Linked DNA regions of Homo sapiens: region 1 is linked to region 2. Evidence: read pairs that join two places in POLR2A ChIA-PET (ENCODE). Cell type or tissue: K562. All regions are shown on one strand. Each heading gives the region's core, and the rest is flanking DNA. Links, peaks and the distances in the headings are about the cores only. Region 1 holds the start of MIR1914 (microRNA 1914). Region 2 overlaps MIR1-1HG (MIR1-1 host gene).

Region 1 (4,376 bases), core at 107-4,106, 1.4 Mb after region 2:
CAAAGTAGCGGTCGCCAAAGTTCCCTGGAAAAAGGGGGGGGGGGGTCCAGTGTGGTGGGGCCTCCCAGGGCCACCCACCCTGCCCTCATGTGCGGCTGAAGGGCCCGGGCAGCCTCACCAATGCCTGGGATGATGCGGAAAAGGTCATTGACCCGCTTGTCCACCGCCGTGGTGATGATTCTCACTCGCGGAAATGCATAGGCCACTGAGTGCACGCCCATCTCTGCCATGAGCAGCGACAGCAAAAAGATCTTGTCCTCAGGCACGTCGTGGTCCTACCGAGTGTATTGGGCAGGTAAATCCCACCTCTGCCTGAACCTGCCCCGCCTACCCAGGGCTCACTCACCAGGAGCACGCGCACTGCCATCATGGCCGCCGCGCCCGTGGACACGGTGCAGTCCATGAGGATCACGTGGTCATCGCTGATGTCCTTGGGCAGCCTCAGGTAGTGGAGCTGCGGGCAGCAGGGGTCAGGCTGCAGGTGGGGCTCCCTGCGTCCCCTTGCTGTGAGCTCCCTCTGCCCCCTACCCCCGGGCTCATCACCCCGGCTGCCCCCAGGCACCTCGGGCTCCCCGGTAAGCTGGTTGGTCTGGATGAGGATGGTGCCGATGCGCACGTCTTTGCACACAGCGCGCAGCGCGGGCTCCATGGTTTCACCGGCGCGCAGAATGGACACACCGGTGATCTGCGGGGAGGGGAGGCTAAGCGCCCACATCCCGCCCCAGCAGCCTGTCCCGCGCCCAGGTGTGCCCAGGCAGGTACCTGCTTCCCCGCATAGCACTTGCCCGCATAGTCCTGCCCCTGCGGGGTCTGTACGACGCAGTCCTGTGGGGTGCAGGGTGAGGACTCCGGTGAGCGCAGGGAGCTCGCACCGGCTCCAAGACCCACCCTCCACCTCGCGGGCTACGGGCTACGAACCTGAAAGGGCAGGAAGGAGAGCGCGTGCTCGATGAGCAGCCGCATCAGTCTCTTGGAGTAGAAGATGAACTCGTCGCGACTGGTCTCCTTGTCCCTGTGGGGCCAACAGTTGAGCGGGAGCACGCGCCCGGGGCCGCCCCGTCCCCAGGTGGGCCCTCACCTGATGATGGTGTGCATGCCCCGTACCTGCGGCGTGCTCTTCAGGACGCTCAGCGTCCGGGGCAGCGGGTGGCACTGGTGTGCCGAGGCCAGCGCAGCCCTGGGGACAAACCGATGGGGAACACTCAAGAAGGGGGTCTTTTCCCAGAGCCCTCCCTCCCCACAGGACGGCTGTGCGTCACTGTGAGGGGAACACACGGGCCAGGCACAGCACGAGGTGCAGAGCGGGCCTGACTTCTGCCTGGGGCTGAGCTGGGGGGAGACGTCGCCCTACCTGAGCTGTCAGGCAAAGGCGAAAGATGGCGGCGAACAACGGGGCAAGCTCACCATCAGGCAGAAAGCTAGCGGGGTAGGCTGTGAGGGCCCCTCCCAGTGCGGGACCCCTCCTGCGCTAAGAGGAAGCAGAAGTGGGCCGGGCACAGGGCGGGCTCACACGTGCTGATAGGTGTCATACCCCAGAATGGGTAGCTTGTCCCCAGCCTCTCCCCGGGGGAACTAAAGCTTTGTGGGGTCAGGCCCCGCCCTGGCTCCTCCCCGAGGTGGTGCGCGGCCCCTCAAGAGAGGGGGGTGGGGGGCAAAGCTGGCTCAGTGTCTCTTGGCTGTCCCGTCCCGCCCCGCTGCCCAAGCCTGGGGATGGCCGGGGCAGCAGCAGGTCTAGGAGCGGGCAGGAAAAGGGCGGGGTGGAGGCAAGAAAGAGGTGGGACAGGGAGGAGGCAAAGCCGGAAAGGGGCATGACAGGGGCAGGGAATGGGGCGGGGCAGGAAAGGGGGTGATGCAGGGGCAGGAAGAGGAAAGCGACAGGCCACAGAATTGGGTGTGGCAGGGGAAGGAAAGAGGCAGGGCACGGAATTGGGTGTGGCAGGGCAGAAAAGAGGCGTGACAGCGGCAGGGAAAGGGGCGGGGCCGGGAATGGGGTGTGGCAGGGCAGAAAAGAGGCGTGACAGCGGCAGGGAAAGGGGCGGGGCCGGGAATGGGGTGTGGCAGGGCAGAAAAGAGGCGTGACAGCGGCAGGGAAAGGGGCGGGGCCGGGAATGGGGTGTGGCAGGGCAGAAAAGAGGCGTGACAGCGGCAGGGAAAGGGGCGGGGCCGGGAATGGGGTGTGGCAGGGCAGAAAAGAGGCGTGACAGCGGCAGGGAAAGGGGCGGGGCCGGGAATGGGGTGTGGCAGGGCAGAAAAGAGGCGTGACAGCGGCAGGGAAAGGGGCGGGGCCGGAAATGGGGTGTGGCAGGGCAGAAAAGAGGCGTGACAGCGGCAGGGAAAGGGGCGGGGCAGGAGCAGGAAAGAGGGCCTAGCGGGAGCAGCGGGGCAAGGGGCTACGGGAAGGCGGGTCACACAGCAGCACCACGGAGCACACTGCTCACATATCCCAACGTAGCTTCCTCTGCTTGCCAGGTGAAGAGCATGTTCAGGGAGGGAACAAGGCAGGAAACGGGGGTTTACAGAGAGAAGGAAGAGAACAAAGAGAAGGCTGCTTAGTTGGGGAGCAGGGCGTTCCCCGCAGGCCTGAGGAGGAGTGTGGGCGGTCAGGCCCCCAGCCCTGCCTGACCCTCCCTCCTGCCCCCGACCAAGGCTTCCTGGGGCTGAAGGAAGTGAGTGCAGCCACAGGCCAACACTTCCTTGGCTGACCAGACGACGGAAAATGTGTCTGGCTGCGTTCAGGTGTTTTTCCAAGTTTGAAACCCTGGAAAGTTTTTCCTCTCAGAACAAAAGCTTCAGGAGGAACCTGACGGGACAAGACCTGCGGGTTCCTAGGCCGAGGAGAGGGCCAAGCGGAGACTCATGCAGGCACCGGAAGCTGGACGGCTGGTGGACGGGCCCTGGAGGCATTTCCAACATTTGGCAAACTCTTTGGAGGGCTCTGAATGTGAGGGCTCTCCCTCCAGGTGGCTCAGTCAGGAGCCTCCCAACCCACAGAAGGCAGGGAGAAGGGCAGGTCCCTTGTGGCTGACCCCCCTGCATGCCTGCCCTTGGGGAGGGACAGTGGGATGCGGCCCCGGCCCAGCCCAAGCTTCTTGCTGCAGTTGCCCAGTTCCTGCTGGCAGAGCTGTGCGGGCTGCGAGGACAGAGCTGGGGCAAGCAGGACCCGGGTGGGTGGGAGGACAGGCGCGAGGCCCTCCACCTGCAACCAGGGAAAGCTGACTGGTCCGTGAGGCTGGGCACAGGAGGTACAGCAGGCTCCCTGGCTGCTGGGACATGTCTGTAGTCACTGCCCCAGAGGCCTGGCAGTGCTGGCTCAGGAGGACAGCTGTGCTCTCTGGGGTCAAATCCCATAGACAGACTCAGGAGTCAGGGGAGCCTCCAGCAAAGTCTGGCCAGGACAGGGTCAGGACTCCGTGACGCTGGGCAAGCTACTTCACGTCTCTGTGCCTCAGTGTCCTCATCTGCCAGCAAGGGGAGGCAGAAGCAGGGCTGGGACCACTCCACACCACCCCTTCTGTGACTGGGGAAGAGCCAGCTGCCTGGCTGGATCACAGCCCAGACCCCAGAGCTCCTTGGAGGTGTTGGAAGTGCCTCCATCTGTGCAGACAGCTGTGCAAGTCTTACCTGACGCTGAGTTCACGCTGTGGCAGCAACACAGGAAGACACAAGGGAACGGTGGCGCGTCAGTGACCAGGGCAGGCGGCCAGGCCACCCCCACCCAGGAATGGACATGCTGCAGGCCCGCGGGGACACAGCCAGCCATGGGGGGTGGCAAGCTTCTAATGCCTGTAACCTGGGGACCACCTGGGCCAGACCTGCAGTTCTGCGTTGGGGCAATCAGAGCCAGGACCCTGGGCTCTGTTCTGCAGGCCTCAGGCCTTCAACATCCTGGTAGGGAGTGTGTTCAGAGCCACTCAGGCTCCAAGGCCCAGCCATAGAATGCCTCAGGGAGCAGGGGACCTCTGGTGGGGGTGTCGCTCCTGGGGTGACCCCCTGAGAAAGAGAGGAGCCTGGCCTGGCGTGGGACTCAGCAGTGAAACCCCACAATCCTGGGCCAGCAGGTCATGCCTGTCTTCCCAAAAGCTCAGGCTGGGTGTGCTGAGCGGGCTGCACCCTCGGCTGGGTCCTGAGCACCTGTACCCCCACCCCAGCTTCCTCAGGGAACCCAGGCCCTGCACAGCACAACGGGATGGGGTCTGGGCTGGACAATCTGACTGGCCAAGCAGGCTCAGGACACTCAGGGCTGGCACCTGGCAGGGGACAGTGAACGCAGGGGGATGAGGTGACCAGGCCACTGGGGGTGGTGGCAGCGGAGAAGTGGGTAGAGGGGCTGGGGGCTAGGCCGTGGGGACGTGGGACCCCGCTCACCTCCTCCAGCT
Region 2 (4,376 bases), core at 154-4,153:
GGGATGGAGGCAAAGGCCTGAGCAGCCTCCCGTGGGTCACCCACCACGCCTGCTGCGCCCACCGCACCTGCTGCGCCCACCGCACCTCCTGCACCCACCACACCTGCCGCCCCTGCCGTGGCTCCCGTCCCTCTGCAGGGCCCTACTTCCCTCTCCTCAGCAGCTCGCTCAGGCGCTGTCCATCTCCCACCCCAGCACCCTGTCCCTCCTCAGGTCCTGCTGACCGGGCGGCCTCTGGTCTGCAGCAGGGCACACGGGCCACCAAGCGCTAGGCTGTGGGGTCGCTTGTCGAGGTTGTCTCTCCCAGCCCCTTGCTCCCGTGTCCGTGGCCTGGGACTTCCTCCAGGTGTATTTGTGGAGGAAGCCAGAGAACGGGGGCAGGGTGTGGACAAGCCTCCGAGGGCCTGAACAGGAGGCGGGGTCCCAGGCAGAATGGCCAATGCGGCCTCCCAAGTTTCAGGAACAACCCGTGATCTGGAAGCTTTGGAAACTCTTGAAGACAAGGAGCAATGACCTGGGTTGGACCAAGGATTCCAGATCCCTGCTCTGCTGCCTCCAGTGGGAACACCCACACGCCCTCCCCAGGACCCCTGGGCCGACCACCTGGGTTTGTGTGTTTCAGTCCTGGATCTTGAGCCCTTAGAAGAGACCCTGCTCCCACCCCGGCCACTCCGTCTCCTGCTTCCTCACTTTGTGTCCACTTGTCCCAGCGTGCTGGGGGCGAGGCTGGTGCTCTAGGACAGAATTCTGGTCCTGGCTCCTGCCCTGGGTTTTTTTTTTTCCTGTAGGTCAGCCCTGAAATGTCCATTACTCACAAAGAAAAGGAAAATGCTCATTTGAAAGAAATTCTTCTCTTTGTCAATGCTGAGGCATTCTCTCAGCCCCAGCCCCACAGTGCTCCAGTGTGTGAAGGGCAACAGCTGACGGGGAAGTTCAGCACATCTGTGCTGACCAGGGCTGGAGGCGATGCCAGTCCGTGCAGCTGGGAACGCCTCCTCTGCTATGGCTGGAGCCACTGCTGAAGGGACTCCACCTGGCACCTATGCCACCAATGGCCCCTGAACGGGTATCTAGGCCCACCCTTAATAAAGATGAGCTGCTCATTCCCAGTTTCAGACCTTGTTTATCCTCCCCAGCTCCCCAGTGTGTTCTGGGGGAGATCCCTCCACTGTCAGACAAAAACTTCAGAATGACAGCGGTCATGCCACCGAGCACCAGCAGCATTGGCATGTGCTTCTCCTCGTCAGTGCGCCTCTGGCTCAGTCCAATGCCAAGCACTTACAGCTGGGGAAACACACACAAGCACATACACACCCCATACACTGGCACAGGCTCACATGTGCACACACCCACACATGTGCAAACACACACACGTGCAAACACACACACAGAGGCACATGCACATTCTCACACAGGCACACACAATGCACACATGCACGATGCACACACAGGCACACACGTGCACACCCAGACACATGCTTACACATGCACTTACCTGCACATTCCCACACACGGACATGCAGGCACACCCCTCCACACACACATAAACGCACATGTATGCACAGCTTCTCACAGATACACAAAGCAATGCAGGTACTCATGTATGTATACATGAGTACACATGCATGCACACAGGCACACACATGTGCACAAACATATATATGCACACACCCACACATGCACAACACACACACATAGGCACACATGTGCACACACTCACATGCACACACGCTCCCATCCCCCCACCACACAATCACACAGACGCCTAATGCCTCGCAGCAGGTGAGACCACCCATCAGTAGGATTAGGGGCCAACAGAGGGTTCCGGCAGCAGACGCAGGCAGTTTGGAGAAGGGGCTGGGTGTGAGCTAAGGCAGACAGGGGAGGCTGAGTGAGGGAGGAGGTTGGGTCCCTGAGGTGGGGGAGGGGGATGGGTGGGAGGTGGCTGAGGGAGCTTCCCTGAGAAGCTCAGAATGAGGCAGTCACATGGGGGGTTGTTTGGGCTTTCCCAGGTGAACCCTGTGCTTCCCCCTTCCCTTCCCTCTCCCTCTGTGTTCCCCTCCCCAAAGCTATGGCCCCTCACCACCCCTCTGCCCTGGCACCTCAATGAGACCCTGTGGAAGTTCCTGTAGACAGGAAGTGGGATGGGACCTGTGGGGAGGTGGGGCCTGTGGGGAGGTGGGGCCTGTGAGAAGGCGGGGCCTGTGGGAAGGCGGGGTCTGTGGGAAGGCGGGGTCTGTGGGAAGGTGGGGTCTGTGGGGAGGCGGGGCCTGTGAGAAGGTGGGGCCTGTGGGAAAGTGGGGCCTGTGGGAAGGCGGGGTCTGTGGGGAGGCAGGGCCTGTGGGAAAGTGGGGCCTGTGGGGAGGCAGGGAGCCACGACAGCCTGCCAGCTTTGCCTAACTTTTTATAACAGCTTGATTTTAAAAATGTTTCAAGTCTGTTTCAGTCTGTAGGTCCCTCCTGTTGCTCTCTCTTTTTTTTTTTATAATGTGTCTGCTGAAGGACCAGGTCGTTTGGCCTGGGGTGTGTCATGCATCAGGATTGCTGGTGGCGCCCTCTTGGTGCAGTTCTGCCTGTTCCTCTGTCCTCTGAGCTTCCTGTGTGCTGGTGGCTGGACCCGGAGACTCCTCCCACTCAGGCTGCATCCCTGCAGCAGGAACCCAGGTTCTGTTTTGTCCCCCCATCAGGAGGACACAGGTCAGGGCTGTGCACTCCTGGAATGGTGGCCAGGCTTGCTCTGTGCCTCAAGCCACTAATCCATCAAGGTTGCAAGACGGTGATGTCCTGAGTCTGGAAGTTCTTTTTCACTTATTTGTCGGGATACCTTTATGGAAACTCTTCTCCTCCACGCAGTCTCATCCCCAGTGCCACTGTCCAGAGGAAGCAGGATAAAGGCACAAATCTTCTCCTGCAGCCGCCGCTTTTCAGGAAAATGCACCAGGTCCCCGAAGCCCTCCTGAGGATTGGCTTGCTCGATACCACTGTGCGCGCAGGCCCCTTTCCAGCAGGAACTGTGGACGGCATCGAAGGGAAGAGAAGGTTCCTGCTGCACCAGAAGCCCCTTATGGAGCAGTGAAGGATTTCACAGAACTAAAGATCAGGTGCCTGAGACAGGAGTTTTTAAAAAGATGCTTTGAAAGCCAAGGGGGAAGCTGAGTTATGAGAAAGCTTTGCACCACCGCAAGGAATACAGAGCCCAGAGCTGGGATCCGAGTCACTGTGGCACTGGGACAGAGGCACTTCGTCGTACGCACCTGGGAGCCCAGACTGGCCTGGCCATTGGCAGCAGGGGGTCCCCGGTGTGGGCTTGCAGCTTGTTCACCTTTACTGTGTCTTCAGGGGCACATCTGTCCATCTCAGCAAGGCTTCAGTGAACGTGCCTTCAGGACGTGGAAGCAGACACCGCACTGTGTCGGGGGCCTGAACACGAAGTCGGTAGAGGAGCAGGTCTCCAGGCACGGCTCCGGCAACACCAACAGGAAGCGGGCCACCTTGGAGAGCGCTCTTCCACTGCTGGAGTTCCTGGTCAATACGGCATCGTCTGCGTGGAGGGTCTGATGCATGAGATCTACGCTGCTGGAAAACACTTCAAAGAAGCAGACTACCTCCTGTGGGCTGAAGTTCTCTTCTCCACCAGGTGAAATGAAGAAAAAGCCCACTCGTTTTGTAGAAGGTAGGGGTGCTGGCAGCCAGGAAGACCAGACCAGCAGGCTTTCTAGCAGAATGAACTCAGGTCTACATCATTATTTTTGTAATCTGGTAAGTTAATAAATGGTGACTGCCTTTGAATTTAAAAGAAATATGTATCATTATGGATTCATGAACCGAAACGTGTTTGGTAGGTCTCAGTCCACTGCAATTATTATCATCTTTGCAGCTCAGATCGTCCTGTCTCTGGCCAGGTGTGTCTCATCGGGTGGACCCCACGTCCTGCGTGCTCTCTCAGGGTCAGCTTGGTTGTCATATAATTTACATACAAAAAAAATGCACAGATTTTAAGTGTGAAGTTTGTAGAGTTTTAACAAATGTTGAGTTTTACACTCATGCAACCACCATCACAACCAAGATCTGGAAGATTCCATCAGTTCAAAAACTTCCCTCATATACCTTGGCAGTCATCCCCTTCCTCTGTCCCAGCAATCATGGACTAGCCAGCATGGATCAGATCTGTTTCAGCTGGAACTTTCTAAATGGAATCATGCAGTGTGTGGGCTGTGTGCCTGGCCTCTTTCAACATCATTTTAAGACTCTTCTGCGCTGTTGTGTGTTTCCATAGGTTTTGTTCCTTTTCTTTGCTGAGAAGGGCTCCATTCTATGACGACACCATTGGCCTGCTGATGGGCATTCGAGAGTCTCAGCCTCCACAGGGTGCAGAG

The links. Peaks named below come from ENCODE experiments on the same cell type or tissue, not always from the same donor. Only the 100,000 strongest peaks of a DNase experiment are listed, where the experiment ranks them.
Region 1: POLR2A ChIA-PET joins it to region 2 with 5 read pairs; 1 of 35 experiments calls an interaction of 5 or more read pairs at or near these places.

Annotation. Positions count from the first base shown.
Region 1 is chr20:63,940,032-63,944,407 of GRCh38, forward strand. It overlaps UCKL1 (uridine-cytidine kinase 1 like 1), which reads right to left. Exons shown (of 15, transcript NM_017859.4): 7 at 4,366-4,376; 8 at 3,622-3,638; 9 at 1,079-1,177; 10 at 919-1,012; 11 at 763-825; 12 at 563-685; 13 at 347-454; 14 at 119-275; 15 at 1-24. It overlaps MIR1914 (microRNA 1914), which reads right to left and starts at 1,513; the gene lies at 1,434-1,513. MIR647 (microRNA 647) reads right to left here and starts at 2,695; the gene lies at 2,600-2,695. RefSeq lists enhancers at 2,287-3,000, 3,001-3,712. In K562, for the core only: no CTCF peak of the experiment used is centred there; DNase peaks (open chromatin) are centred at 1,859 and 2,361.
Region 2 is chr20:62,569,656-62,574,031 of GRCh38, forward strand. MIR1-1HG (MIR1-1 host gene) reads left to right here. Exons shown (of 4, transcript NR_171007.1): 4 at 789-1,109. It also overlaps the pseudogene RPL7P3. Among named protein-coding and RNA genes, the nearest start is that of MIR133A2, 6.9 kb to the left of the region's middle. RefSeq lists enhancers at 1-150, 2,453-2,582 and a silencer at 2,173-2,262. In K562, for the core only: a CTCF peak has its summit at 2,556; DNase peaks (open chromatin) are centred at 2,216 and 2,576; H3K27me3 peaks cover 2,366 bases.